Linked DNA regions of Homo sapiens: region 1 is linked to region 2. A link is a loop called in an ENCODE intact Hi-C map of the cell type or tissue named here. Cell type or tissue: tibial artery. All regions are shown on one strand. Links, peaks and the distances in the headings refer to the core of each region. The heading gives the core; the rest is flanking DNA. Region 1 overlaps TIMP2 (TIMP metallopeptidase inhibitor 2). Region 2 overlaps LGALS3BP (galectin 3 binding protein).

Evidence for each region. A loop is a pair of places that touch in the nucleus more often than their neighbours do. Peaks named below come from ENCODE experiments on the same cell type or tissue, not always from the same donor. Only the 100,000 strongest peaks of a DNase experiment are listed, where the experiment ranks them.
Region 1: a loop joins it to region 2, with 2.8 times the contacts of the local background. A loop is called at or near these places in 14 of 110 quality-filtered maps.

The regions. Positions count from the first base shown.
Region 1 is chr17:78,876,643-78,892,134 of GRCh38, forward strand. The region is part of intron 1 of TIMP2 (TIMP metallopeptidase inhibitor 2); the gene reads right to left. CEP295NL (CEP295 N-terminal like) reads right to left here. Exons shown (of 3, transcript NM_001243540.2): 3 at 13,937-15,492. The coding sequence ends at 13,996. Among named protein-coding and RNA genes, the nearest start is that of CEP295NL, 19 kb to the right of the region's middle. RefSeq lists enhancers at 2,231-3,124, 3,125-4,016, 4,811-5,311, 7,165-7,459 and a silencer at 12,368-12,417. In tibial artery, for the core only: a CTCF peak has its summit at 3,258; DNase peaks (open chromatin) are centred at 6,649 and 7,239; H3K4me3 peaks cover 2,932 bases; H3K27ac peaks cover 6,114 bases.
Region 2 is chr17:78,963,368-78,978,859 of GRCh38, forward strand. LGALS3BP (galectin 3 binding protein) reads right to left here. Exons shown (of 6, transcript NM_005567.4): 2 at 13,773-13,847; 3 at 12,598-12,789; 4 at 11,321-11,452; 5 at 9,603-9,855; 6 at 7,888-9,337. The coding sequence starts at 13,824. The coding sequence ends at 8,209. Among named protein-coding and RNA genes, the nearest start is that of LGALS3BP, 8.8 kb to the right of the region's middle. RefSeq lists enhancers at 11,720-12,014, 12,809-13,492. In tibial artery, for the core only: a CTCF peak has its summit at 8,106 (motif pointing left); DNase peaks (open chromatin) are centred at 8,084 and 12,076; H3K4me3 peaks cover 649 bases; H3K27ac peaks cover 2,055 bases.

The sequences.
Region 1 (15,492 bases), core at 106-8,105, 91 kb before region 2:
AGTAGCTGGGGTTACAGGTAACTGCCACCTTGCCAGGCTAATTTTTTTTTTTTTTGGTATTTTTAGTAGAGACAGGGTTTTAGCATGTTGGCCAGGCTGGTCTCGAACTCCTGACCTCAAGTGATCCGCCCACTTTGGCCTCCCAAAGTGCTGGGATTACAGGTGTGAGCCACCACACCCAGCCTGAACAGGCAAGTTTCTTCCGCCCCAAATGCCATCTCCCCTCTCTGCCTGGAGAACTTTTCTTCATTCTTCAAGACCCAGCTAAAATAGCCCTTTTCTGTCTTCCTCTGGGAAATCCTGTCCTTCTGCAGCACTTGGTATATTCCCCATCTCTTTTCCATCCTGCTGTCAGTTCCTGCACACCTGTCTGCTCAGGGCCCTGGGAGGTCCTAACAGGTTGAGGCTAGATTCTGACTGCAGAACAGTTGGTGCTCACTAACTCTTTGCCAGATGGAGCTGAGATGACGCTGACAACTTTGGGCTGGTGGCCCAGGTGCAGTTTGTCCTTGGCTCTCTTGCTCCCTGCCTAATCTATATACCTTACGACAATGCTGCACCAAAAATGTTTATGCAAATTAGTCAATGTGCCAGATTAACTTGGTCAAAGTTTGCTCTTCATGTAGCAGAGTCACCAGCTCACAAGCAAACCAGGGCCAGGCACGGTGGCTCACTCCTATAATCCCAGCACTTCGGGAGGCCGAGGCGGGCGGATCACTTGAGGTCAGGAGTTTGAGACCAGCCTAGCCAACATGGTGAAACCCCATCTCTACAAAAAATACAAAAATCCCAGCCACTTGGGAGGCTGAGGCAGGAGAATCGCTTGAACCCAGGAGGTGAAAGTTGCAGTGAGCTGAGATCATGCCACTGCACTCCAGCCTGGGCAACAGAGTGAGACTCCGTCTTTTAAAAAAAGAAAAGAAAGAAAAGGAAAAAAAGCAAGCCAGCAGAATCCAAAGGAATCAACAGTTCCAGTAGGAGCAGCAAGCCGGCCTTTATTACAGTCTGCTGAATTCTGTATGTTATTTTGGAAATTTCTGGAGCTGCTTTTCTTTTCTTTCTTTCTTTTTTTTTTTTTTGAGATGGAGTCTAGCTCTGTCATCCAGGCTGGAGTGCAATGGTGCAATCTTGGCCCACTGCAACCTCCGCCTCCTGGGTTCAAGCAATTCTCCTGCCTCAGCCTCCCAAGTAGCTGGGATTACAGGCACGCGCCACCATGCCCGGCTAATTTTTTGTATTTATTTTAGTAGAGACGGGGTTTCACCATGCTGGCCAGGATGGTCTTGAACTCCTGACCTCGTGATCCGCCTGCCTCGGCCTCCCAACGTGCTGGGATTACAGGCATGAGCTACCGCGCCCGGCCTTGGAGCTGCCTTTCAATGGTCCACTAAGCCGCACAATGCTTAACGCACAATAGGCACTCAACAAGCATGTCACTGGAGTTCAGAAAATAAGCAAAGATTACTTCAAAACGGCCAAAATGTTGCATCCTACCATGGGCATTGAGGTTCACATGCTGTTCTCTTACAAAAACGCCTAAGGCTCCCAGGTGGCAGCTGGGCACTTATTTGAAGGAGGCAGCAAGAGACAGAGATCCTGCATTCACCCCTGGATGGCTGCGTGATCTTTGAGAAGCTCCTTGACTTCACTGAGCCACAGTTGTTCACACCTAAGACAGAGACGATGACAACAGTCTTGACACTTCACAAGGTCGTGGTGACTGTTAGAGGGGCTGGTGTGGAGGCTGCGGTGCCCGGGAACTAATGCGTGTACAGTTCAGGACCACGAGCATCGCATAGACAAGCAGGGCGAATTCTCCCGCTCCCGTGGGTGAGGGATTGGGACGGTGGCATCATGCCACTCAGGTACACAGACCCGGTCCTGGTCAGCAGGCCACAGACTCTCGATTTGATGCAGCTTCCCAGCGTGCTAGCTTTGCCTGGGGGCTGCAGATTACACACTTTCCTTCTTTAAAGTGTCAGAAAAGAGGAGGCTGGTCAAATCAAGGGTCCAGGGTAGCCACGTGGGGTTAGGACTAGAAAGTGAACTGGCGAGGAGGCCGCCAGATGCCTGCAGGGAAGTGGGGGTGAGGGGCAGGGAAGTGGGGGTGAGGGGCCTGGAGGAGCAGAGCCTGAGGGCATCTCCATCTCCCCTGGGCTGCTTTAGTCTGCCCCTGGGGAACAGAATTCAGATTCTTCAGGGTCCCTTTAAATTGGGGGTGGGCACCTCCTCCCCCACTTTGCAAAATGAGAAATTACATGAAAGAAGGAAAATGGGAATCAAGAGAGGCAAAGAAGGACCAGTTCCACGGCAACCTTCCCCAAAGCACCAGCACGCCGCAGACATGAAGGAGAGGGGCCAGCTGACAGCTCTGATCGGTGCACACCAGTTGGCATAGCGGGATCTGCACCGCTGACCTGCTCAGAGCAGCGGGTACCTGTCGGGGGTTGTTGCCCAGAGGTGACAGCAGGTGAAGAGAGGGTACAGGGTGAATCCTGCATACAGCAGGCCTTGCCTGGGAGGAGCATCCAATCCAGGCAAGATGACAGACGATGGATAGGAACACAGAGAAGGAGAGTTTCCAATGCCCAGTGGTGGACAGAGGAGGAGGGAGAGAGAGCTCTCCGGAATACATTTCCATGCCAATGGCAATGGTCCGCACTCTGAGCTCCAGGATGGACCACCAGTTCTGTAGGGGAAAGCAGGCCACTTCAAAAGAGGGAGGGCCTCTCCGAGTCCCAGGCCATGTGAAGAACAGGGCTGGGGAAAGCGAAGAGACATAAGGAATCTGGGAAGAAATGAAAATTGTGGCACAGACACGTTTACTGAACACCTACTGGGTGCTGGGCCTGGTGTTAGGCACTGGGGTGGGTGTCAGCCCATCTCCTGTCCATGCCCCCGAGAGGGGCTGCTCTGCTCCTCTGCCCCTTCCCCAAGGAGCCAGAGGCAGCTGCGAGAGGGGGAGTCTTTATAAAGACTCTCGTTCTAACTGCCCTGAGCCCAGAAACCACGGCCTCTCCCTGGGCGTCTCAGATTTCGTTTTTCCTTCTTTCCCTTCTGCTGTGAACACAACATCTGGGTTTGAGATCAAGGGTGATACACTGGCTGATGAATTCACCGCCAGATGCCGGCTACTGGAATGTACAACCGTCGGCTGAATTCAAAGCACACGCAACTGCAGGGTCCCCACCCCCACCCCTCCAGCCCAGGACACCATATGATGTCACTTCCCCCCTGCAAAAACAATCCCGAGCGCACCCGCCAGAGTGGGGACGGAAAAGAACCGGGTGGGCGGAAAACCAAGGTCGCGGGAGACGATCCAAAGAGGATGGGCTACGGTCAGACTTCGACAGTCACAACCGCCCCTGGAAAACCATCAGAGGCCGGACCGGCTGCTGCTGCTCTCGGAGGGGAGCAGACAGTGAAGGGGGCTTGCTGGAGAACCTGGTGTCACCAGCATGTGCCAGGGCCAAGGGCTGGCCGGAGGGGCGGCACTCTCCACAGACTCCAACCACGCCAGCCCCAGGCAGAGACGCCACGGCTTCTGTGGCACGGTCCTCCCTTGTTCTCTCTCCTCGGTGTCCCCTCTGCTGCCATCAACACGTGGGTCCTGCGTCCTCACGTCCCCTTCATACACCCACCAACATCTTTCCAATCCTCCTGTGTCCACAGAAGTACTATGGAAGTTCCTGCGGAAAATAAGAACAAGCCATGCCCACAATTGGGGGAGGGAGACAGACCCCAAAAGAAAATTGCCTCGAAAGGCCGGGTGCAGTGGCTCACACTTGTAATCCCAGCACTTGGGAGGCCAAGGTGGATGGGTTGCTTGAAGCTAGGAGTTCAAGACCAGCCTGAGCAACATAGCAATACCTCATCTATAAAAAACAAAATACAAAAAACAAAAACAAAAAAAAACAAAAATTAGCTGGGCGTGGTGGCATCTGCCTATAGTCCCAGCTACTCAGGAGAATTGTATGAACTAGATGTTCAAGGCTGCAGTGAGCTATGAATGCACCACTGCACCTCGGTCCTGGGTGAAAGAACCAGACCCTGCCTTTGAAAGAAAAAGAAAATTGCCTGTAAGAAATGTACTTATTCCACACTCATTGAATTCTCTTTATTATCTTGCCAGGGGCCCAACTGCTCGCTGGAGGAATCCCACATGCTATATGTATAAATATACCATATAGAACATTTTCCACTTGAGCCACTCTGCCGGGCTCCCAGGCCCAAGTTTGGGACAGGCAAACCGGTGGATATCAACACCCAACGTCTAGACCACTCACAGCCTCTCCCCGGGGCACTCCACACACTGTAACAGCATAGCGCCTGTCTCGGCTACGGGACGTGCTCAGGCAGCGGGAGAAGGTGGCCCACTGTCCCTCAAAGTCACCTGTCTGCCCAGACGAGGTGCAGGGATCCCTGGGACTCAGAAACACATTCGGCTGCTAAATACAAAGTCAAAACCCGGCCCGATCATCTGCACCTTGTGTGCACACTGACTCGGACTGGGAGGGTTTGCTCAGTATCACTGGAGGGCACTGGCCCCTCCCAGCCGTCCACCCTCTTCTGCAGGCTCCAGCTTTCACCTGGGGAGGGGCGCCCATAGGACCAGCACTGGCAGGGAAAGCGCCTCCTTCCCCTCTGTCCTGTCCTGCTTATGGCCCAGCGGAGAACGCCAAGGGGTCCCCATGTTCTCAACATGGGTCATTCCTGGGAGTCGGGTGGGGGCTTCACACATGTGCCAAAGACCCTACTGGCCCACATCACTAGTGGGTGGGGGGCATTCTGATGCTGCAGCTGGGTCAGAGTCAGCCCAGAGCACCCACAGTGGCAATGAAGACCAGTGGCCACTGCATGCATCCCAGGGGCCAGCCCTGGAGGACTCCACACTGCGTAGACGCAAACGCGGTAACTGCAGGCCGGAGCCGCAGACGTCTTCTGAGCGTCATTTGGTTCATTTGGCTCTGGGTGGAATTACATGCCAGTCATTTCAGAGGAATTATCAAAGAAACCATTTTCTCTCCCGGATGAAACCCAACCTCCACTTACTCCTGGGGAGGATCCAATGGCAGTTGCAGGTGGACTCAGCTTTGTTCTTTCACTGGGAAAGGACTGTGACGTTCCACGCCTTGTCTAAACTCTCCAGAAAAGTGGGGTGCCATGAGTGCCAATGTCCACACCCTCAAATCACACAGTTAGTAACGCCCTTGCTAACATCTGTAACTATAACTTGGCGTTGCCATTGGGGATGAGAGTCTCTTGTCCCTTTTGGGTGGATGTAATGACACCATATGGCTGGTCAACCTGGCAGGGGCTCCATATCCTCTTTTTTTTTTGAGATAGAGTTTCGCTCTTGTCGCCCAGGCTGGAATGCAATGGCACGACGTTGGCTCACTGCAACCTCGGCCTCCTGGGTTCAAGCGATTCTCCTGCCTCAGCCTCTGGAGTAGCTGGGATTACAGGTGCCCGCCACCATGCCCGGCTGATTTTTATTTTGTGTATTTTTAGTAGAGATGGGGTTTCACCATGTTGGCCAGGCTGGTCTTGAACTCCTGACCTCACGTGATCCACCCATCTTGGCCTCCCAGAGTGCTGGGATTACAGGCGTGAGCCACCTGGCCCGGCCTGACCATTTTGATTAATATGTCTAAAGCGCCAGCTGAGGGTGTACCAGGGGCCCCTCTGCCCCAGCCACCCACAAGATCAGAGTCTGAAAAGGGAGGTGAAGCCCACTTTCCCCACTTCTGGTGTCTACACCCTCAGCTCAGGACAGATGTCCAGTAACACAGCTGTGGCCCTGCCCTGCAACTGCTGTAATAAATGACTATTTTTCATGGCCCTGCTCTCAGATCGCTGTGGGATCCCTAAATGTTTGTGTGTAACTAATCTCGTTGGGCTTCAGGATCACAGTAAAGACAGCTTAGAAACATGGAAGCTCTCCATTCGGGCAGCACCTCCTTCTTTTAGCAGGATGGGGCCGACCTCGCCAGCTGGAGCAGCAGAAGTGGCCACAAACGCCACCAGGGATGGCAGACGGTGATCCAGGAAGGGGCTGTGCTCACAAGGACCCCAGACCTGCTCTAGTCCTCTAGGTTTGGAGGCCACGCCTCTCCCAACGGAACTGCCCAGGGGCACGGGGCAAGGCTGAGCAGCCAGGAAGTGTCACAAGTGTTGTGAGGTGACAGTGAGGGTTAGCTGGTCCAGCTCACCTTCAGCCTCTGGCCTCAAGTGACACAGCCGGGTGCCCTTGGTGGGCAGTCAGAGGGTCTCCCCCGGGCACTGGGCTCTGCCCTTCCTCGGCCCCTTCATGCCAGCCCCTTTTGGTCAGCGGGTGCGGCAGACCTCCTCCAAATTCACTCCTTTTAGGGAAATGAGCAGAAAAGAGGGCCGTGACTTGGTAATTAAAAACAGCCCTGTGGTGCTGGGCAGGAACCAGGCTCTTCCCGCCCTGCAGCTGCTGTGGAGGCCAGACCCACCCTCAGGTCCTCCAACCTCCTCGGCCCCCGGAAGCCAGCAACGGGGCCTTCTGGGAAGCAGGAAAGACCTCAGCAGAGGGGGCACCATAGGAGCACACTGGACATCCGTCCCCAGTTGAGGGTGTAGACACCGGAAGTGAAGACATGGGGCACCACCTCCCTTTCCAGACTCTGACCTTGAGAGTTTGTGGGTGGCTGGGACAGAGAGGCCCCAGGTCCACCCTCAGTGGTGACTTGCAGCCCTGGTGCAGGGCGGGACCGTGACATCCAGGGTGAGGACAGAGGACTTGGCCAGCATGACTCAGGCCAGGGTGAAAAACGCCTGGAATGACAACTACTCAGAAAAGATATTTTGTTGGGGAGGGTGCGGAGGAGGGTGGGGCAGAGAAGGTAACAGGGTGCACAACAGAGATCAGGGAACAGAAGCGCAGCCTCAGCCGGGGCCACACCGCCTGCCAGCGGGCACCTGGGGGTGCTCCAGGCCCTGCCGCCCCAGGGAATGCTCCCTCCCCGGCTGCCTGAGATTCTAGTGCACGTGAGCTGCTGGCCACTGGGTGCCCGTCTCCATGGAGACCAGCTCTCCCATCTCACTTCCTGCCCATTCGTTTTGGCTCCTCTTGGGAAACAGCATCTATCAGAGCACCTCAGCCACGCAGAGCAAAGCCGCCCTCTCTGCCCAGCCTTCCTGCCGCCCTCCCCAACCCCAGGGCCCTGCCCCCTCCCTCTGCAGCTCTGGGAGGACCTCGGGGCCCACGTCCCGCTGCCCTCCCTTTCCCTGGTGGGCCAGCAGGTCTCATGCCAGAGCCTCCGGCTCGGCCCTTCCCATTCACGTGCTGCTGAATCACTTGAAAACAATGCACCAGACCCCGGGAGGATTTGCTGAGAACAGTGCGGCTTTGTGGAGGGAAGTGCAGCTCTGCATTTTCTCCGTCAAGACCCACGGAACAGCCAAGCTCAGCCCTGCAAACCCTAAGCCAGAGCCGGAGCAGGGACAGGAGCAGGACCGTGCAGGGCAGGAGGCAGAGGGAGCCTGGAGAGGCACCGAGGAAACCCCTACCCATCCCTGCAACCCGCCCCCCTACAACAGATGAGCAGGGGGCCAGGGTGACAACTCCGGAGCCAGGGGCAGCAGCAGATTCTCTCCTCGCACTGTTGCTGGGGGGCTGCGACAGCGCGAGGTGGGCAGGGCACTGTTCCTCCCAAGCCGATCCATTTTTGGGGACGAACGTGAGGTCCGGGCCCAGGCTTCAGGCTCATTGGCACTGACTGTCTTTGAGCCCTGGCTGTTCGTCGGACCCAGGGTCATGTGGCCTGTGGGCTGAGCCTGACTTGCTGCATTTCTCAGGAGACAGAAACAGGGACATGAAGGACATGAAGGCTGGAATCCCAGGGTCCACACACCCAGGAAAGAATGAAAGCAGGGGGGCTGAGGTCCCCACTCCCCTTTCCCTTCCTCCTCAGCACAGCTTCCCAAACAAGCCCCATGCTGAGCGGCGCCCCCAGACTCCCTAAGCTTGTCCTGGGGGGTGTGCATCTGTGTAGCCCCGTCTCCAGCTGGAGGACTTGGCCTGGGCTGTCACAGCAGCTGCAAGTGCAGGCTGCACCCCAGCCCTCCGCCCCGTGTCTTCTTGGAGATCTCGATATAACCCCCTTGCCATTTGCACGAACTGGAAGAATGACCACAGGTCAGGGAGGGTGCTCTACCCACCCGTCCACTCTAAAAACCCTATTTCCTTTTGTCTTATGTGTCGGAGATCCTGGTCACACAGGGCTTGAAGGGGAAGGGAGATTTGTGCGGAGAGAAGATGGACGCCCCAGGGCAGCTCTCAGGGTGGGGTCACATCCAAAGCCCAACTGGCCAGCAGGTTGGGGGGGAGCAGGCCAGGAGGTGAACAGGTAGCACCTGCCAGACCCTGCTGGCCCCCCTCAGCCCATGGACAGCTGACCTCGGCAGAAAGCACAAGCAACGCTGCTGCTCCCCGTCCAAGCCTCACGGACCAACAGGGCGACCCACGCACCACTGCTCAGCCACGGAGGCCTTCCTGGGTCCCTGTGGTTTGGGGAGAAGGACCCACAAGGCAGGGAGCAAAGATGGGGCCGGAGGACGAAGGTTCCAGCAAATGCAGAGTGAGGCGCGAACACGGAATCTGTCCCCCAAGGGTGGGGGCAGAAGCACCAAACCAGAGCAGAGCTCTAGAAGGTGCAAAGTGTTCGGAGCAGGAGAACCGTGCGGGGTACCTGGAAGTGCCTTAGGATGAAGGTGAACACGGCCACCACATCTGGGATCCTCACCGCTGCTGGCATGGCAGTGCTCTCTGGAAACCTCAGGAGCCCCACACCCTTCCGGGTGGCTCCATCCCTTGTTTTACAGTCAAATGAAGGCTGGGCAAGGGCTGGGGTGTGAGTCCAGGGGGCACCCCTGAGCCCGCCAACATAGCCCTATGAGGTGCCTGGCACTTCGGGGAGGATTTAGGCTCGCAAGGCAGGGGGCAGGCCCTGTGCACTTGTGTCCGGAAGAGAGGTGGTGGGAAGAGAGATGCTGGAAGCTGGGTGTGAGGGGTGTGAGGGGTGTGAGGGGCAGGAGGTGGAGGGCCAGGCCTTGGAGGAAGTGCAGAAACCTTAACACTCTGCCCAGGTCACCTAGCTGCTGGCAAATGGCAGAGCCAGGGCTCCAACCCCGGCAGTAGGGCTCTCACCAGCTCCTGGTGGAGGCTCTGGGTGGAGGCATGGGACGGGGTGAGCCAGGGGAAGCTGGAGGCTGCTCCACAGCCCTTTCTACCGCAGTCCAGCTGTGCCAAGGTGACCAAGGGGGGAGGGGAACACAGGCACTGCCAGGCCCTGGGATGGAAAGTTACTCATGACATCTCCGTAAGAATCACTGGAGGGCCATGGTTTTGGGTGTGGACATCCTGGAGGGCTGTTTTAGTGCCCACACCAATGCCCTAGTTAAAGAACCACCCTGTCCCCTTAGCCTTCTGCAGGACAGGTGGGAAAGGGCCGGGTGTCTGGTCCTGCTGCCAGGGGACAGTGCAGGTGTGACCGTCCGGGCAGAGATGAGTCACCCTCCACACTGTCTTGCTGCCCGTCTCCACGCCTAGTTTTAGCTCGTGTGGTCAAGAAGGGGCGATTCCTCACCTAGAACACATGGGTCACAAATGCTACCTTTGAAAATGGAAACAAAAATAACCCACTCAAAGGCAGGCTGGTTCCCCCATCAGACTGTGGCTTCCAGGCTAAGGCAGGAAGACCTCGGCTACTCAATGTTTGGGCCCCATTGTGGCCATGGCTTTTAACTCAGTCATGCCATAACACCCTCTCTGCCCTCTCAGACAGAGGTGATGCTACACTGACAGGCGGCTACGCTCCAGGTCTCCGTGTGCAAAAAATAGCTGGGCACAAGGCAAGTGCAGAAACAGCAGGAGCACGGTGACACCCCACCCCGAGAAATCTATGTGGCTTTTGAAAAACAGCAGCCCTCCTGACCCCCAGTTTCCTTCTTAATCATGTTGAGCCTATAGCAAATTGTGGAGTGGCTTTGCAACCCTAGCCCATGACATTCTGGAAGCAGAGGATAGAAAGAAACCAGGCTAAGATCAAAATTTTCTTCTTCTTTTTTTTTCCCCCTAAGACAGGGTCTCTGTCACTGAAGCTGGAGTGCAGCGGCGCAATCACAGCTCACTGCAGCCTCGACCTCCCAGGTTCAAGAGATCATCCCACCTCAGCCTCCCTAGTAGCTGGAACTATAGGTGCACGCCAGTATGCCTGGCTACTTTTTGTTTTTATAGAGACACAATCTCACTATGTTGCCCAGGCTGGTCTCATATTCCTGGGCTCAAGCCATCCACCTGCTTTGGCCTCCCAGAGTGCTGGGATTACAGGTGTGAGCCACCATGCCCAGCCTCGAATTTCCTCTACTTGGCCTGAAGCAGAAAGCCACAGACAACAGAGACCTAAGCTACTAATGATTAAAGAACCCAAAAGCAAAAACAAAAGAGTCTTGTGGGATGCTACTCCCGCCCCGTCCAAATGAGCGTAACGCTTGTTGGTTCCACGAGCTTCGCATTCGCCAGGGAAGTCCGGCTTGAGTTTCTCAGAGGCGTGCACTTGGGGTCCCACTGAGCACCTTGTCCTGCACAGCCATAGTTCCAGCTTTTACTCACTCATCATCTGCGTCCTCCACCAGAACGGGAGTCCTGTGGTTCCATGTGTGTGGCTCACTGCTCATCTCTAGTGACTGGGACAGTGTCTAGGACTCATATCTGTAAATTTATTTATTTATTTTGAGATGGAGTCTCCCTCTGTCCCCAGGCTGGAGTGCAGTGGCATGATCTCAGCTCACTGCAACCTCCGCCTCCTGGGTTCAAGCGATTCTCCTGCCTCAGCCTCCCGAATAGCTGGGACTACAAGTGCGCGCCGCCACGCCCGGCTAATTTCCGTATTTTTAGTAGAGACGGGGTTTCACCCTGTTGGCCAGGCTGGCCTCGAACTCATGACCTCAAGTGATCCACCTGCCTCGGCCTCTCACAGTGCTGGGATTACAGGTATGAGCAAACGCGCCCAGCCTCATATTTGTAAATTAAATATTTTATAAGAGCAGGTCAATCTTTTTCTGGGGAAAAAAAAAAAAATAGGAAAAAAAAAAAAAGAGCAATAAACGGGATCTTTCCCACACCTACATCCCAGCTGTGCCAAAAGCACTTTTTGACACCCGGTCCTTTGATTCAAATGCATCAGAGATATAGTCCTCTTTTTGGAAACAAGCACGAAACTGGAGAAGCTATGATCCTGGAAAGAAGCTCATACACGCGATGAGGATATGCTGCAGTGAAAATGAGTAAGAGGCGTTTGTGTGATGTGGATGAATTCAGTAACCGTGCCGAGGCCAAAAAACCTAGCTTTCAAAAGACTCCACATAATATCCTTTTTATAAAGTTCAAAACCAAGTAAAACTAAACACTATGTTTAGCATACATATATGGATAAAGATAGGGAGGGCTAAACCCCAAGTTCAGCAGGTATATATCTTTTTGTTTCTTTTTTTTTTTTTTCCTTTTTTGAGATGGAGTCTCGCTCTGACACCCAGGCTGGAGTGCAGTGGCGCAATCTTGGCTCACTGCAACCTCCACCTCCCGGATTCAAGCAATTCTCCTGCCTCAGCCTCCTGAGTAGCTGGGATTACAGATGCCACCACCACGCCCGGCTAATTTTTTGTATTTTTAGTAGAGACAGCGTTTCACAGTGTTGACCAGGCTGTTCTCAAACTCCTGACCTCAAGCAATCCGCCCGCCTTGGCCTCCCAACGTGCTGGGATTACAGGTGTGAGCCACCGCGTCCAGTATCTTTTTGTTTCTGAGACAGGGTCTCGCTCTGTCACCCAGGCTGGCAGTGGCGTGATCACAGCTCCCTGTGCGGCCTCAGTCTCTGGGGCTCAAATGAACCTCTTGCCTCAGCCTCACGAGTAGCTGGGACTGTAGGTGCAGGCCGCTATGCTCAGCTAATTTTTTATTTTTTGTAGGATAGGGTCTCCCCATGTTGCCCACGCTGGTCTCGAATTCCTGGGCTCAAGTGATCCTCCTGCGCTGGCTTCCCAAAATGTTGGGATTGTAGGTGTGAGCCATCAGCAGGTATATGTCCAAGGAGGCAGCAGGGGGATGGAAAAGGGAGGTAGCGCACAGGTAGTGAATATTCTGGGTCTTGGGTCTGGGTGATGGGCTCATGGTACTTCATTATATTGTCTACAAAATATACATAAGTAAGGCCATTCGTGGACCAATGATACTAATGTGTCATGAACAAAGATTGGTTGATCTAAGTCAATGTATCTGAGGTTGTTGGAAGGGAGGGAGAGAGACAGACTCTGAAACCATCCTAGTACAGGGATCAGCAAACTATGGCACAAAGGGCAGATGCCGCTCACCACCTATTTTTGTAGAGTCTCATTGGAACCTGGCCACGCCCTTTCATTTACATCTCATCTGTGGCTGCTTCTGAGCAGCTGCAGTAGAGCTGGGTAATTACCACGGGGGCTGCACAGCTGGCAAAGGCTAAAATATTTACTCTCTGGCTCTTTGCAGAAAAAGTATGTTGATCCCTGTGCCTGTCCCTAAGACTGCAATTGGCAGAAGAGAAGCTACCCAGTGTGAGGTCTCCATGGCTCTGGTGGATGCCAGGTCAGTGGCAAAGCTAGCGGGGAGGAAACTGATCAAACACCCAGGTGCCGACACCCTTGCCAGCCCCAGAGGGAATCACCCAGCGGGGCGAGGGTGGCTTGTCTTCTCTTTTCCGTCTACTCTCTTTTCTCTTAAAGTTATAAGAATGTATTAAGCGACGTGCTATTTAAACAATGTTGGTTTTGTTGTGACTTTGAAAGACTAAGAGGTTTTAGCTTTGGTTCAATCTCCGTTAATGTCTCAGCCTTGGCTAAGCACTAAGTGATCTATCTCCTGAAATTGTGCCCGTCTGACCTTGGGTGCCCCTGAAAGGCCAGTGTTTATTTGGCTAAAACATCTGAAGGGCTTAAATGACCTGGAGTCTCCATCTGTGCCTGTGGCCCCTGAAAACAGACTGTCACCCAGGCTGGAATGTAGTGACATGATCGGCTCTGGGAGATGCATCCACAGCACATGGGCTAGACACACCCACTGAAACCCACACGGGTTCCTATTTTTGTATATAGGTGGTTTCCCAAAAGGGACTTCGTTTTAAAGGCAAGACTAGGCCAGGCGCGGTGGCTCAAGTCTGTAATCCCAGCACTTTGGGAGGCCAAGGCAGGCGGATCACGAGATCAGGAGTTCAAGACCAGCCTAGCCAACATGGTGAAACCCTGTGTCTATTAAAAATACAAAAAATTAGCCAGGCATGGTGGCAGGCGCCTATAATCCCAGCTACTCGGGAGGCTGAGGCAGGAGAATTGCTTAAGCCCAGGAGACAGAGGTACTGAGTCGAGACTGCACCACTGCACTCTAGCCTGGGCAACAGAGCAAGACTCCGTCTCAATCAATCAATCAATCAATAAAGGCAAGATTAGGGAAAGAGTCCCTGTGAGGGAATGTGCCCTGGAGGACGGTATAATGACAGATTGCTTTTTTTTTTTTTTTTTGAGACGAGTCTCACTCTGTCACCCAGGCTGGAGTACAGTGGTGCAATCTCGACTCACTGCAACCTCCGCCTCCCAGGTTCAAGTGATTCTCCTGCCTCAATTTCCTGAGTAGCTGAGGTTACAGGCACATGCCATCACACCCAGCTAATTTTTATATTTTTAGTAAAAACGGGGTTTCGCCATGTTGGCCAGGCTGGTCTCAAACTCCTGACCTCAGGTGATCCTGAGGCCGACCTCGGCCTCCCAAAGTGCTGGGATTACAGGCGTGCGCCACTGCACCCGGCCCCAGATTGCCCATTTTAAAGAGGCCTAATAGTCTCTGAGGCAATGACGCAAACACAGATCTTAGAGACCCGGGTACCAGTGCTGGCAGCACCATTATCAGTGATGTATTTACCCCGGGTGGGCCTCTCGCATTTAGCATATGTTCTGAAACTCCCGCAAGCATTTCCGGGCTTCTTCAAGAAACTGCTTGTGCAACCTGTTTTGCTGTAAGATCTGCTGCTGCTGGTCTCGGATCATCTGACTGTGCCGGTCGTCGTCGGCGAGGCTGGTGCCCGATGGGGAAGTGGTGCTGAGCTCAGATCCTCTCTCCCTTTCCTGGGCTCTCGTGGAGGAGGACTTCAGATGGGCCAGTCGAGCTCTTCTTTGCTCCCTCCTCTCTTTTTCTAGCTCAGCTTTGTAGTGGATTTCCAAGCTCATATCTGGGTGTTCCATTTGTTCAAGCGATTCCAGTTGTTTTTGTCTTCTCTGCTCCATCTCTGCTTTCTGCCTTTGCCTGGATGCCGTCGAGCCCACTCTGTCTGCCTGGTCTTGAAGGTGGAGCTGAAGGGAGCCCTCTGCCAGCGTGCCCAGTTTGGGGGTCTCTTGTCCAGATTCAGTGCTATACAATAATGAGTCCTCTTTGTTGATAAATATACCTGCCTCGGGAGACAATGTTTGACTTCCATTTCTAAACGTGGGCTTGACCGTGCCCTGATATTTTTGGTTCTGGGCCTTGCCCATGAACGTTTTCAAGTCGGTCTTGGACGCTGCCTGCTGCGCCTCCTCCTCTGCTGGGCTCCTGGGTTCCCCGGCAGGCAGCATCTCTGGGTCTGCCATTTTCTTCCCTCTTGGGGTCCCAGCGCCACACTCTTGCATCTCTGAGAAGGCATGCCCTTCCCCAGGTCTCTGGTCCATCCTGGGCTTCAGTGCCAGGTACAAGCACAGGTGTTTTTTCAGCTTTCTGTTTATATTAAACAACTCTTCAAAGGCCAACTCCAGCTCTTTCTGCCACTTGTTCTTCTCCCGGAGCGTGCACTGAGATGCTGGGGACACGGCTTCCCTTCTGCAGCTGGAATCAGCTGGCCACAGCTGCCCGAGGTCTCTCAGCTTCCCCTCCAGACTCTGTCCCTGAGAGCGACTGGTCAGGGCTGGAACAAAGCAAACTGCCCCCTTTCCCAGTTGCCTCCTCCCCGCCCGAGCTGTTCCTTTCTCTTTTTCCTCCACAAGCCCGATTTCTCCCACAGCAGCCACGAGTGGGTTTGACCTTTCTAGGTCCGCCCCTTTGCTCCTCCGAGGATGGATGGCACAGCGGCCACCCCCAGACTTGGTCGAAGGTTCTGGCCTTCCCTTTCTCTTCTCAGGCGGGGCCAGGTGAGAATTCATCCGACCCGTGGCTTTTGTAGTCTGTGGTTTCTCTGGACTCGCTGCTGTCTTCCGGGGCCTGGAGTGCCTGGGGTGTTGCTGGCCCAACTCTTCCCTGCAACTCCTCTCTTCACTAAGGGCTGCTCTATGCTTCTCCTTGGCCCTCGGGGGCCTGGCTGATCTTCGCTGGATGGGCCCCTGCGAGTCAGGCTCATTTTCCCTGGCCCGTCCTCCTCCCCAGCCCAACAGACGTGCTGACTGCAGCCTGTCCAGGCCACCGACGTGCAG
Region 2 (15,492 bases), core at 4,821-12,820:
ATGCTGGGATTACAGGCGTGAGCCCCACTCCCAACCAGAAACAAAACAAAACAAAAAAAGGTTCTGCATTCCACATCATGGAACACTGCTACCATGGGACCAGGCCTGGCTTAGCGTCCACCAGAATGAGACCCTATGGAGAGAGGGGCCCCACCTTCCCAGCTCTTCCAGCCACCCCAGGTGAGGCCTCTGACATAAGTGAGCCCAGCCAACACCATGGGGAGCAAAGGTGAGCCCTCCCAGGTGAGCCCAGCTGAAATGACAACCCACAGGGTCAAGGCGGATGAATGGTTATTGTTCTCATGGTTTTTAGCCACCGAGTTTTGGAGCAGTTTGTTACTAAGCAAAAGTTAACCGCACAGCCACCTTACTTAATTCCCGCTCAACTCCTAGCCTTCCTATCAATTCTGTGACCTTCATAATTTTTTCCATAAATCTTTTTTCTGTTGAAGTTAACCAGAGGTGGTTTCTGTTGGTTGAAACTAAGAACACTGGCTGGTATAAAAATTAGTATGAGGCTGGCCGGGCGCAGTGGCTCACACCTGTAATCCCAGCACTTTAGGAGGCCGAGGTGGGTGGATCACGAGGTCAGGAATCGAGAGCATCCTGGTTAATATGGTGAAACCCCGTCTCTACTAAAAATAATAATAAAAAAAATTAGCTGGGCGTGGTTGCGAGTGCCTGTAGTCCCAGCTACTCGGGAGGCTGAGGCAGAATGGCGTGAACCTGGGAGCTTGCAGTGAGCCGAGATCGTGCCACTGCACTCCAGGCTGGGCGACAGAGCAAGACTCCATCTCAAAAAAAAAAAAAAAAAAAAAAAAATTAGTACAAGGCCAGGCACAGTGGCTCACACCTGTAATCCCAGCACTGTGGGAGGCTGAGGCAGGTGGATCACCTGAGGTCAGGAGTTTGAGACCAGCCTGGTCTCACGGTAAAACCCCGTCTACTAAAAATACAAAAATTAGCTGGGCGTGCTGGTGCACACCTGTAATCCCAGCTACTTGGGAGGCTGAGGCAGGAGAATCTCTTGGACCCAGGAGGCAGAGGTTGCTGTGAGGCAAGATCGTGCCACCGCACTCCAGCCTGGGCAACAAGAGCAAAATTCTGTCTCAAAAAATAAAAGTTCATAGGAGCTTTACTCAAAATAACAACAAGAACAACAACAAAAACCACCCTCTGAAAACAACCCAAATGCCCATCCCCTGTAGACTGGGTTGATAACCTGTGGTATAGTCACGTAACGGGGTTCACTTCAGCTACAAAGAACAACGTGCGTGAATCTCATAGGCATTGTATGGAAGCCAAAAAGCCTGACACGACACTAGGGAGTGGGTACTCAGGTACGATTCCATTTACATGAAGTTCAAGAGCAGGAACAACTACTCTGTGTCGACAGAAATCAGATTTAGTGGTTCCATGGTGGAGGTTCTGACCTAGAGAGCCTTCTGGGGTGAGGGAAAGGTTCGGTATCTCTATCCGAGGGGTGGTGCCAGCAGTGTTTACATGTAACACAACAATTAACCAAGCTCTACGCTTCCCACATGTGTGTGTGTAATATACCAATAAAATGGTTTTTAAAAATCTCACTGGCAGGCAGGGTGCTGTGGCTCACGCCTGTAATCCCAGCACTTTGGGAGGCCCATACGGGAGGATTGCTTGAGCTGAGGCATTTGAGATCAGCCTGGGCAAAGTAGCAAGACCCCATCTCTAGAAAAACTCAAAAATTAGCTGGGCATGGTGGCACATACCTGTGGTCCCAGCTACTCAGGAGGCTGAGGTGGGAGGATCGCTTGAGCCCAGGAGGTCAAGGCGGCAGTGAACTATGATCACGCCATTGCACTCCAGCCTGGGTGACAGAGTGAGACACTGTCTCAAAAAAATAAAAATAAAGAGGAGCTCAGTCTCGGGATAGACAACTGAGAAAAGTTTTGTCCTTTTCTGCTACCTTCTTCTTGCTGCCTGAAAGGCAGAAGTGATGGCTGGAATCTCAGCAGCCATTGTAGATCATGAGGGTAGCCTTGAGGGTGGCAGGCATACAATAATGGTGTACAAATGGAAGAAGTCTACCTCCAGAAAGGGTGCCTTCTCCCTTTTATGTGTCAGAAAATAACAAAAAATGTCATATAGAGTCCCTGCTATGTTGGGCTTTCATGATAGGAAGCTGAAGCTAAAAATATCTAGTACAGGTGCATGCATGAGAGATTCTGGCTTTGTGCGCTAGCTTGAGCAGCTGGGAGCAGTGCTAATTATCTTCTCAATTGCTTGACTGAAAACTGGAGTCACGGATGGCCCGTGAATTCCTCAGTGTGTTGTAGAGAAAAGAATCCAAGGCATCGAGGAGCCAGGTGCCCTGGAGTGTGTGCCGTGTGCAGTCAATTGCTGGCCTTGACTCTGGACAGACCCAGGAAGCTCTCCTCCCCCAAAAGCCCGCCCAGGGAAATGTGCAGGGAAGGAGGAACCAGTCTCCTAGAAAATTCCCTGCGGCTGCTCTGTGTAGGTCAGAGAGGCCCTCTGGAGATGCTGCAATTGAAATGCTTCGTGATGGCCATAAGGTGGAGGTGCACAGGACCAAAACAGGCAGGGAGCTTGCAAAACCCTCACATGATCTGTAGTGTTAGAAAAGCTCAAGATCCGGGATGGGCGCGGTGGCTCATGCCTGTAATCCCAAACACTCTGGGAGGCTGAGGCAGGTGGATCACCTGAGGTCAGGAGTTCAAAACCAGCCTGGTCAACATGGTGAAACACCGTCTCTACTAAAAATACAAAAAATTAGCCGGGCGTGGTGGTGCGTGCTGGTAGTCCCAGCTACTCGGGAAGCTGAGGCAGGAGAGTCGCTTGAATCCAGGAGGTGGAGCTTGCAGTGAGCTGAGATTGTGCCACTGCACTCCAGCCTGGGGGACAGAGTGAGACTCCACCTCAAAAAAAAGAAAGAAAGAAAGAAAGAAAAGCTCCAGATCTGGTGAACAGAGGCACCTTGTGCCATCACGACAGAGTCGTAGCCTCTCACCCATTTCCTGGATCACCCAGAGCCCCTTGGAAGGAAGGGTGGTCAAATCTCTTACAGAAAGGACCCTGTAATAAAATGACAAGGACTTACAGTACCAAGAATCCGCTTCCTGGCCTTCCCCAAAGAGGCTCTTGGCCGTGAACCCGGCGACCGAGCTCCAGGGCAGGGGTTCGGCAGCTGTCCCGAGGACTTGGTGAGTAGCTTCTCGTGAGTTACACCAGATGAAGACGGCGCTGCCACTGTTTCAGATGTGGCTGATTGGAGTAAATGAGCACACCCCGCACGTGGATGCAGCAGTGGCTGACGGCAGCTCCCTCCCCCTCTCCCTATCTCGGTCTGTCTCTCCTGCGTCCACACACACACATGCGTGCACACACATGCACACACACGTGTCCTGCCTCAGGAGTACACCGGCTGTCTCGTTCTGCTTCCTGCCAACTCATGATGCTACAGTCATCACACTGGACCAAAGTGAACCCCAGTGGGTGCCCTATGTGTGTACCCCTTGGTGCCTTAGAAACGGGCCCAACCTTGGCTAGATCTCTGTGGACTTTTGAGGGGACACATGCCTTACTTGGGGAGTGGCTCCTGCCTCTTTACTAGAGACCCAAGTCTGGTGTCAGAGCACGAGGCCACTGTCTGCTGGTGCAGCTGCCTTGCCTGTGACCTTAAGATCCGTTAGGCCAGGACGTGGGGCTTGAGATGCAGGAAGCTATGCTGATGGGCGTGAGGGGCCCGCGGCAGGCCCGCTGGGAGGACCACCCAGGAGCATCCAGCGGTTTGGAGCTGAGCAGGGCCCTCTTTGGCAGGGAGATTCACTCCTTCCAGCACAACCAGCTTTGGCCCAAACATTCGAGCATGGGTCATGAGCTGCCCTCCATGAGCTGGAAGGACACAGGTGGACGTGGCCCTCAGGAGCGCGGGCAGTCTCTGGAGACATGGGTGATTTTCATCTGTGCCAAGGCTGCCCCACCCTCCACCCAGGGCACCTGGGGCTTCCCCCAGGGCCTTATGGTGCATTCCCTAATACCGGTGACGGAGGTGACGGAGGTGACGGAGGTGGGAGAAACGCAAGCCTGTTTCAGATTGCACTGCGGGCTAATTCCAGGTGGGAGTGGCCTGTTGCCCAGCAGAAAGGGGACCTCGCTTTGGGCAGAACCCGGAGTGGCCAATCTCAGTTTCCGTGTGGATGGAGGGAAGCCGGCCTTGGCCACGTGACCTGTGGAAGCAGCTCAGGGTTTGATCAGAGATGCCAGGGCTGGAGGGAGGAGGATGGAAGAATGAGTAGCCGTGAGCTTTGGGAAGAGAGCAGGGACCGGCGTCTTGGGATGGCCACAGAGATGAGGATGCTTCTGTCCCCTGACTGTTCCCTGAAAGGCCCCACTGCAGTCCTATGCTGGGGTGCCTACCCCGGGGTGTGGGGACAGGTGTCACAGAGTGTCACTCTGCACCTCTACAGCCTCCAGGGCCTCCTCTGCTGAGAGGTGGCCTGTGGGGAGGGAGGCTTTGCACGGGCTCACCACTGCCATGTCACCAAGGCTGATGGGAGCGGACCTGGCGCTCCTGGGCCTTCGCTCGGCGCCTCGATGCCCATGGGGAGCTCCGGCTTCCTGAAGGCCGTGGCTTGCAGCCGACCCCTTCCATCGGAGGAGGCAGCCGCTTGCTCCCCAGGAATCGACACTTACTCTAGATCTGAATGCCCCCATCCTACACGGCCCTCAGTGCCACCAGCCCTTCACTGACTCAACACCTTTCCCACCCTGTTGGCCACCCACAGACATGCAGGTGACTCAGGAGCTGCAGTCAGGCCGTGGGCTCATGGTCACATGTGTCACCTATCACACATTCAAGGGCTCACGAAACAGGAAGGCTGGGATGAAACCTCAGGCTCAGGAGGCCAGTGAAGGGAAAAATGCAAGAGCCTGGCTCTGCGGACGTGCTGGGCGGCAGATGAGACAGCCCCGGAAGTCCCTGCCTCCAGGTCCCCCAAATCATCCTTTCCTCCCTCCCTGTAGACAAGAAAATGCTGCCCTCCACCTGTGGACGCACCAGCTCAAGGAGCCCATCTGCATTTCTCCTTGTTCAGAATGCACAGCAGTGAGCCATGGGGCCCTGAGCAGGGCGCCCATCACCTAGTGCAAAGGTTCTGCTTCTAGTCCTGAAACCTGGGTTCTGTTTTTTTGTTTGTTTTTTGTTTTGTTTTGTTTTTTTTGAGACAGAGTCTTGCTCTGTCACCAGGCTGGAGTGCAGTGGCATGATTTCGGTTCACTGCAACCTCTACCTCCCGGGTTCAAGCAATTCTCCTGCCTCAGCCTCTTGAGTAGCTGGGATTACAGGTGCGTGTCATCACGCCAGCTAATTTTTGTATCGGGGTGGGGGGGTTTTCACCATGTTGGCCAGGATGGTCTCGATCTCTTGACCTCGTGATCCGTCCTCCTTGGCCTCCCAAAGTGCTGGGATTACAGGTGTGAGCCACCACACCAAGCCGACACAGGGGTTTTGCACCCAAGAGAGGAACGTTTCCACGATGAGACATCTCCACGTTCCTTCAAATTGGCAGTGAAGATGGGGATTCGCCTCTGGGACCACGGTGCCTGTGGGTGAACAGGTGAAGAAGGGAGGAGTGTTTCGGAGGCTGGGATGGTCGGTCCTGACTGTCCCGGGGGAACAGGGCTGCCGCTCAAAACTGCAAGCAGCACGGAAGAACTCCAGTGACTTCTCAAACTCCTGCATCTCCCAGCCCCACACAGGGCTATGGCCTCCCTTGCAGGCAGGACCCACGGGGCTCAGAGTTCCCTGGAAGGAAGACTCCAGTTACCTTCCCTGGCCGTGAGATGCCAGGGAGCACGGAGCGGGAGAGAAGAGAGCTGCTGTGGTCCTGGGACTGACTCGAGAAATGGAGGCTGTGATTCTGGTCTTTGCCATGTCTGCCACGCCTCTACCGTGACATCGCTTTTCCTTCTTCCTCCTGATCTCATTGTGGTTTGTCCCCAACACTGGTCTTGGCAGTGGTCCGTGGCGACGTGGCCCCTCGGTTGCTAAAATGTCAATAGGATCAAAATAGAGGTGGAGGAGATAGGCCGGGCAGAGTGGCTCATCCCTGCAATCCCAGAACTCTGGGAGGCTAAGGCGAGCAAATTGCTTGAGCCCAGGAGTTCGAGACCAGCCTGGGCAACATGGCAAAACCCCGACTCTACTAAAAATACAAAAAAAGAAAAAAAAATTAGCCAGGCCTGCTGGCGCACATCTATAGTCCCAAGTACTTTGTAGTCCCAGAGGCTGAGGCGGGAGAATCACTTGGGCCCAGGAAGCAGAGTGTGCAGTGAGCCAAGATCGTGCCACTGCACTCCAGCCTGGGCGACAGAGTAAGACACTGTCTCAAAACAAACAAAAAACATGTGGAGGAGGGGATGTCCTGCCAGGATGGTGGACCTGGGCTGGACGCAGGATCTGGAGGTGGGGGGGTTGGGGGAGCAGAGGCCTCCATCCAGTACAGGGAGCAGCTGCCTTCACAGGCAGGAGGTTTTGTGAGACTGCTTTTGTTCCTTGTGGCACCTGTGGGGAGAGGGTGGGTGGGGCGTCTGCTGCCATCTTGGCTGTTCAGCACCTGAACCTCCCTCCCATTAGGGGAGCCCCTGTGCCACCTCCTGTTCCAGAGGCCACACTGTTGTCCTCCCAGACCGTGGCACAGCGGCAGGTGCCAGCCTGAGCTCGGCCCAGCAGGTGCCTCCCTGGGGACTCTGTGCCTGCAACGGGCCATGGAGAAGCAGGGGCAGTTTTGAATTCCTGTTGGTGGTGAGCGACGTTCTGTGCCCAGAACCTGCTGTGGCATTGTCACGGATGTCCCCCCGGCATCCAATGGGTCCCCCAGCCTCCCCTGAGACTCTGTGGTTCCCAGGATCTTCCAGCGCACCTCTACCCGCCTCACTCAGCCCAGGGGAGGTGCCTTTTATTTGTAGTCAAGCACCTGTTGGTGGGTATTGACGTCGTTTCCAATTCTTCACTCTTACAAGGCTGAGATGAGAATCTCTGTCCCCTGTCCCTGTGGACCAGGATTTCCAGAGCGAAGGTTCCTAACTCCTGCTGTTCGTTCTCCCTCCTCCCAGCTTCCACAGTCTGCTGTCTGCTGCTCTCCATGACCCAGCCCGGTCACGTCTTCCAGAGACCCGATCGCCCCGCCGGAGGTGCAGCCCTGACCTTGCCACCTCAGCACCCTCTCCTTCCGGTCGGACGTGAGCAGGAGGTAGTGCTGGCAAAAGCACACCCACCCATAGGCCAGGCACGGTGGCTCACGCCTGTAATCCCAGCACTTTGGGAGGCTGAGGTGGGTGGATCCCCTGAGGTCAAGAGTTCAAGACCAGCCTGGCCCACATGGTGAAACCCTGTCTCTACAAAAATACAAAAGTTAGCCAGGTACGATGGCAGGTGCCTGTAGTCCCAGCTACTCAGGAGGCTGAGGCGGGAGAAGCACTTGAAACCGGGAGGTGGAGGTTGCAGTGAGCCAAGATCACACCACTGAGCTCCAGCCTGGGCGACAGAACAAGATTCTGTCTCAAAAGTAAATAAAATTTTAAGAGCACACCTACCCAGATAAGGGGTGAGGGCACCCGTCACAGCCAGACTTTCATGAGCACACACACGCCTGTGCACATGCAATCACACACCCACGTGCACGCATGCAGTGGCACGCACCCTCCTGCTCGTGTCCCACTGTGTCATTGCTCCGGGCTGGGAGGTGTGCTTCCTGTTCCCTGTCTTCCCCGTTAGCCTGTAGCTTCACAAGGACAGGGACTCTGCCTCATGACCTGTCCCCCAGAGCCTGGCACACCTGATGTCTAAACACGGTGTGGACCCAACAACACTTTCTGTACAAACAAATGTAGGAACCTCAATGTAATTTTAATGACCTCAGACCAGTGACAAGGGCAGACTGACCAGGGGCTGTGGGGGGATCCCAGAGCAACCTCGAGGGCGTCCTGGTGCTTACCACCTGGAAACTGGTGAGGTGGTGGGAGAACTCCTGGTGGACCCTAGTGGAAGCCTTCCAGTAATTTCTTGAAGCTGAGCGCTCAGGTGAGTAGGGCGACATCTGGTGGCCGGTTGTTGAAGGTCATTGCAGAGAGGAAGGAAGCCGAGGAGGGGAGCCTGCAGTGAGGGCGTCCTGGGGTTCTCCGGTTCTCACCACCCTTGGGCCACGCCGTCTAGTCCACACCTGAGGAGTTGGTCAGGTAGAAGGGGCGGATGACCGTGCGGAAGCCGTTGAAGTGCCCTGCCGGGCAGGGGAAGGAGGAGGTGCTCTTCGAGCTGTTGGTGTCCAGGGCACTGGGAATCGCAGCCTTCCAGCCCTCGAAATCGGTGACGTCTGCCACGAAGAGCCCTTCGCAGAGCATCAGGGCTTTGTTTTCGTAGGCAATGGTGCGATCTGAGCCGCCAGACTTGGTGAGGCCCAGGACAGGGAGCTCGTCCGAGGAGCAGGAGAAGCCGTAGTTCCAGCAGCTCTGGATGGTGGGGAGGTAGACCAGGGACCAGGACACCCTCTTGTCCTGGAAGAGGAAGCTGGGGTGTTGTGGAGTCTGGAAGGACTGGTAGGGGTAGTATCTGTAGTCAGAGGGGGCTTGGAAGTAATCAGAAGAATATTTGACCAAAGGCCCCCGTCTGGACTGATAGACCAGTTGTGACTTCCGTGCACTCCAGGAACTGTCTGTCACAAAGGCACTCCAGGTGGGCGAGGTGTAAATCCGGGGCTTGTAGGTATCCTCGGTGAGGTTCAGGCCTTTGTACCGGGCCAGCAACTGGAAGGGCACAGTGTGGAATTCCAGGGCCTGCAGAGTCTTCTTCTGGAACAGGGCCTCGTGGCTCCAGTACAGGGACAGGTTGAACTGCAGCTCAAAGAGCTCCTCAGGGAGCATCATGGGGAAGCGGATCTTCTCCACCAAGCCCTCCACCTCCTCATGGGAGGCACGCTCCCCCCAGCTCCAGGTGTCCACGGCCTTCAGTAGGGCCAGCTCGCTGGGCACCGCCAGGTCGCTCCTGGGCAGCAGCAGTTGGAGCAGGTCTGTGGGGACACTGGGCCAGGCCTCGGCCTGCGTCAAGGCCTCGAAGTTCCAGGCCAGGAACTGTAGGCAGAGCTTCTCCAGCAGGGCGTCCCCTGTGGCCACTGCATAGGCATACAGGTCCAGGGGCATCTGGAACGAGGGGTCCTGGGGGAGGAGGATGGCAAAGAGGCTTGCGCAGTAGCCCTGCAGCTGCCTGGCCCCATAGGCAGAGGCCAGCTTGTGGAAGCACTTGACTGACGACAGGGTGATGTCAATCCTTCGGGAGTAGAAGTACCTGGGGAGAAAGAAGGAGAGCAGATGCCGGCCCCACAGGACAGCAGGGGAGCCCTGGGCCCAACTGTCCAACACAGCCACCTGAGTGCACACAGTGTGGGAGTGAGCATGCGTGTGTGTGCAACTGCGTGAGTGCATGTGTGACTGCGTGTGTACATGTGCATGCATGAGTATGTGCAGGTGTGTGTGTGGGGGGCTGTGCTTTTGAAGAGGGGAGGAGGACAAAGCCCCTGGCGGCCCCAGAGCCTGAGGACGAGACGGCTCACCTGAGAAGGTCCCTGACCATGGGCACACACTCAGCATCCACACTCATGGTGACATTGCTGCCCGGCTCCTTCCACAGGGCCTGGGCCTCCAGGTTGGCAGTCAGGATGACCGTGTGGCCACAGAAGCCCAGGGCGTCCTCGCCCTGCACATTCACGCTGATGGACAGGTCGCAGCCCCGCTGGCTGTCAAAGATCTGGCCAAGGGCCTCCGAGAGCTCCCTGGAGAGGTCCAGGGTGTGGGTGCTCCTGGTTTCTAAGAAGGGGCGGGAGGGAAGTGGGCTGCGTTAGGAGCCGGGGCACTGCCACTCTCTGGGGTCAGTGTCTTCATCTGAAAGTGAGGGATTTGTGGCTGCCTCATTCACTCTGGAAGGCTCCTGGGAAGACGAGGGACAAGAGAGACCGGAAGTGTCGGATTCCTGGACCCTGAGGCCCCGCCCCTTCCAGCCCTGGGGAACAAGAGCAGCTAGGACCTGGCCAAGCCTGTCCAGGCCCCCGCTTTAGGCCCTCTGCTCTGTGCTGCTCCCCCGACTCAGGCAGCAGCTCCGCATGGAGACTTGGTGGTACTGACTCCGGAGCCCCCACTCCCCAGCCTTGGTCACCAATCACCACTAACACCAAAACCACTGCCTGCTTAGATGGCCTGAAAAGTTAGGGTCCTGTGGCAACCCCATTTTAGAACTCCGGGGGTCCTCGAGCAGCTTCCTGTCGGGGAGAAGGCCTGCAGAAGTCATGGGAGGCTCCCGGCTCGGGGGTCAGTGTGGTGCACCCTCTCCCCTTCTTTGAGCCCCTCTCAAAGCCTAACTCAAAATGAAATCCCATAGGTTTTTCTTCGCCACAAATATAGTAGTTTTGAAGTAACTGTGACCTTTCAACCAGGTGGGCTTGCCCTGGGCCTCCTAAAACCTGAGCCACCGCAGGACCCCCAGCTCCCTCCCACCTGCACGCCTTACCACAGCTCTCCTGCCCCAGGAGCTTTGGCCGTGCGCCCATGGCCCCGTGTGCTCCCCGCCGCCTCCCCTGGCCCCCGACAGCCCCATGGCGTCTCCTGGGCTTCCCCCACTGTGAGTCCAGGCTCAGCTCCAGCCACTTGTCCATCCCATGTGGGCACAGGGGCTCCCTGGGATTCGACCCGTCCTGCCTTAGGGGCCTCCAACTCCTGGCAAAGGGCAGTGGGCAGGAAATGCCCAGGTTGTCACGTGCAAGCCCAGGAAGAGCCACCTCGGCATGAAAGAAAAACAAGAAACTCAGATCCAGAGGCTCCAACCTGCAGAGCAGCCTGGGTTCCCTCCAAACTGGGCCAGGTTGGGGGAAGCAGGCTGAGGCTGCGAGTAGCCGGGACTCCCTCCGCCAGGACGGGCTTGAGCCTGTCGCGTGCTGTGAAGTGTATTTCTGAGCGGACGCTGGCATTTCAGGTCAGGCTGGAGCCAGGTGTCATGCTCACTGAAACTGTGGCTCACTGCCCCACACTCGGGTTCTGCATGGAGACTTGGTGGTTCTGGGTGTTTCTCCAGAAGGGGCTGGGGAGGAGTCTGGGACTGTGGGACTGGGAGCTGGTGGGCTCTTGGGACGTCTGGGCCTCTCCATGCGGAGTGGGCAGGCGGTAGTGGAAGGAACCTTTGTGTGCTTCATGTGCGTGGGGGGGTGGTGCTGGGAGGGGCAGGGGCCACGGGACCCCAGGGCACACTGGGGCCTCCGCAGGGAGGTGCGCCCCCGCTCACCATTGGTGCAGACCACACCAGCGTCTCTCTCGTGCCTGCAGTTGCTCTTCAGCCAGCCCAGGGACTTGCAGTCGGCCAGTGAGGCCTCGGTTCCCGTGCACTGGACCTCATCCAGCATGATGGGGCCTGATCCTGTGGACACAGCAGATGGCAGGGCTGGGGGCGTGACGACTGCACCCAGGAGTCCCACAGCGCGACTCAGCCCTTTGTTCTCCGCCCCGGCCGTGTGGGTCCATCTGCTTACAGGTCCTTCACCAGCGAACCACGGAGGATATTCCAGCATGGGCTGGATTTGTGATTGCAATGTCAGGCCATAAACTTAGCCTTCATGCTTATAAAGCTTACCGGCTGCTTCAGCGACATCACATTCATGTATAGTAATTGTGTGACTATCCCTGCAACATCAGTTTCACATACTGTAATTGTGTGACTATCCCTGCAACATCAGGTTCACATACTGTAATTGTGTGACTATCCCTGCAACATCAGGTTCACATATTGTAATTGTGTGACTATCCCTGCAACATCAGGTTCACATACTGTAATTGTGTGACTATCCCTGCTGCTAAATAGTTTATGGATTGTTTCTTTTTTTTCCAGAATCGCAACTGCTGTGTCAGTGGAAATCTTCCTGCAGACTTTTCTTTTGAGGAGAAATTGTTTCAATGGGATAAACTCCCTGGAGTGGAGTTTCTGGGCCGGAGGGAACGAGCCCAGCCGAGCTCTTGAACCTGCCCAAGCACCCGCCACCATCACTGGCCAAGTGTGGGTGGAGCAGTCCCATCAGAACTTGATCCGCAGGCCTTCAGCACCATTGAAAATGTTTGCTCATAGGCCGGGTGTGGTAATCCCAGCACTTTGGGAGGCTGAGGCGGGCGGATCACTTGACACCGGAAGTTTAAAAACCAGCCTGGCCAACATGGTGAAACTCTGTCTCTACTAAAAAATACAAAAATCAGCCGGGCATGGTGGCAGGTACCTGTAATCCCAGCTACTCAGAAGGCTGAGACAGGAGAATCACTTGAACTCAGGAGGCGGAGGTTGCAGTGAGCCGAGATTGTGCCACTGCACTCCAGCCTGGGCAACAGAGCGAGACTCCATCTCAAAAAAAAAAAAAAAAAAAAAAAAAAAAAAAAGTGTTTGCTCTTGCTAAATTAATAGGAATCCAATTTGCATGTCTTTGAAACCTGACTGTTTCGTCTTAGGGGATTTGCCCCTCCTGGGAGCTGGCTGTGCTGTGGGTCTCAGCCTCAGTGGAAGGGGACAGCAGGCCCTACCTTGCCCGAAGGCAGCTCTGCCCAGAGCCTGGGTGGCGTTCTCGAAGCCCAGGGCCCGGCAGACGACGCTGGCATCAGTCAGGTCCCACAGGTTGTCACACACAGTGCCCCACTGGCCTCTGTAGAAGATCTCCACGCGGCCCTGGTTGGTGGCGCCCCCATCGGCCAGCCGCATGTCACCATCGTTCACGCCTGCAGGCAGAGACCAGCGAGGGCGAGGCTGGGGCCTGCAGCACCCACCGCCCACACCTCCAGGCCCCATATGCTGTCCTGGGTCTCCCCTGCTGAGCTTGTATTTCAGGGCTTCAAGGTCCCCTGGCCTCTCCATGAGGGGCACCTCCATGAGGGAGGAGTGGAAGATACATACAGCCCCCCCTACCCCGCAAGGAGGCCAAACTCGCCTTTCCTTGTTTTAGGGGTCTCAGCCCTTCACTCCATAGACAGAACAGGGGCAGAGAAGCCCTGAGTTCTCCAGCACTGGGAGTGGAGGTGGCAAGACCCTGAGGGAAGGATAGGAGGGGAACGGAGGCCCCGTGCTGACCCGCCCTGCAGAGGGTGTCTGCAGTTTGGGGGTGCTGGCCTATGGGGGCAGCAGGCCTAGGGACCCCTGGGAGCACAGGCAGAATGTTTCCAGGGCAGATAATGGGATTCCCCCGCCCCACATGTCCTTCTGGGACTCAGTCCACCAACACTCCAGCCCCTACAGGAGCTGACAGAGCCGGGCAGGAGCTGGGTGCCTGAATCCAGTCGGGGGTACATCTGGCTTCCATGGGGCCCCCAGGATGAGCATGAGCTTCCAGGGGCTCACAGTGTAAAGAATGTGAGGAAAAGCAGCCAGGACCCTCTGGAAGACTGACCTGCGTCCAAGGCCACTGACCTCACAACGGCCCCTGTGACTGCTGGTTTGATCAGCCCCTCTGGTTCCCTCTGGACGGAATGGAGGATTCCCTAGTGTCCTCTCTATAACCTGCATCTCACCTGAACCCAGGTGAGCCCCCGGGAACCTCCAAGTCATCATCACTGGGGATACCTGGTGCTTCAAGCAGGAGAGAAGATCTGGCTAACCGCTGGGCCCCGGGCCCCAGGCAGAATATCTCCTTGAAGCTCTGAGCAGCCCCAGGGTGCACCAGCCTTCCACACTTCTGCTTTTGGTATTTCCCAGGGGCTCAGCTCACCTTGGGTTCCTGCAACCAGCAGCCACACCCAGAAGAGCCTCGGAGGGGTCATGGCCGTGCCTGGATGCCCAGATCCTGCAGCAGACAGAAGCGGAGGGGTGAGGCACGGGAGCCAGATGGCCCGAGGCCCCAGGGACTGGCCTGCCCATTCACCCTTCAGCCCAACCTGGGCTGTGTGGCAGGCGGGGTCCCTCTCTTGCAGAGCCCACTATGATCCCAGTAAGTGTGACGTGTGCTGTGGATGCCCCCGCGGGGGCCCCTCACCTGGTCTGCAGTGTGGTCCTGGAAGGATGTGTAACACTTGGCTAGATGAAGCGTGGGCTGGGGGCACCCCCTGGCAGTAAGGGCAGCAAGAATTGGTGACTAGAGGCAAGTGAGCTCATCTCAAAAAACCAGGCCCCGGGCAAGGCTGCCACACGGGCATGGGCGGGGAGATGGAGGAGGCCACAGGCGTGGGCCCAGGTCGGGAGGCCGGGTGAGCCTGGTTAAGATCTCGGCCTTAAGCTTCAGGCAACAGACCCCTGCAGGGACTGTCCCAGAGGGTCTCAGCAGGCAGAGACGAGGCTGCAGCCTGGAGAGTGGATGGGAGGGGACTCGTCAGGAGAGGGCACAGAATCCGGGCGAGGGGTGACAGAGATAAGTGGCAGGGAGATATATCGGGGCTCCGTGGTGTTCCGATGGGGAAGATAGATGAAAAGGGTCAGGGCTGCAGCCCAGGGTGGGCCAGGCTGGGGGAAGAACAGGGAGGAAATGCTGAAGTATCCCCAAGACACTGACACTCAGGCCAGGACTGGGGAGGTCCGGGTCTCCACCTTCTGGCCTGGTGTTCTTGCCTCCGTGTAATTTCCACGCTTTTGTCTTCGTCTGCCTCCCTCCCCCACACCCTGCCAATGGAGAGACAGTTATGGTTTCTCTGGCTCGGTAAGAATCCTGTGATACCTGACACTGTCCCCTCAGTTCAGCAAGCCTGGGGCAGGCCTCTGGGTGGCACTGCTGTGGGCACCGGCTGGGAGTCTGGGCCTGGTGACCTTGAGGCTGCTTGGAGGGGGCCTGGTGGACGGCTGCAATGGCATCCCCAGAGCTTGTCGGAAATGCAGTCATGGCTGGCCTTGCCCTAGCCCCTCTGCATGGGAGTCTGCATGAACAAGCGCCCTGGGAGCTGGGTGCACTGGCTGGTGAGCAGCTTTGCTCTGGGACTCGTGCTCGCTGGCACTGTGCAGCCACCCCTTGTCGGGGCTCCCCGGGCACCACTGGAGGCCTTACCGTGACCCTGAGAACCACCTTAGTTACACCTCACCTTACAAGTGAATGAGCTGACACCCAGAGAGGCAAATGGGCTCCACATCCACAGTCAGTGAGCCACAGGCAGGGGGTCTGCTCGGGGGAGCCCACCTCTCCTCCCTGTGTCAATGTCAGTAGATGGCTAAAGGGGCCAGGGTGTGACCGCCTGTCCTGTGTGCTGGGGACTGTGCTGGTTTTAGCACTGAAGTTTCCCTGTGTCCTGGGAAACCCCTCAGTCCCAGGCACGCCGGTATGGGTGGACGCCCTCTCCACTTCTGCCCCCAGCCACTTCACTCTGCTGCAGCCACTAGGTTTGTCCGTCCTGGGAGAGTAACTCAGGGCCTTGGAAAAATGGCCAACTGGCCAGGCGCGATGGCTCACGCCTGTAATCCCAGAACTTTGGGAGGCTGGGGCAGGTGGATCACTTGAGGTCAGGAGT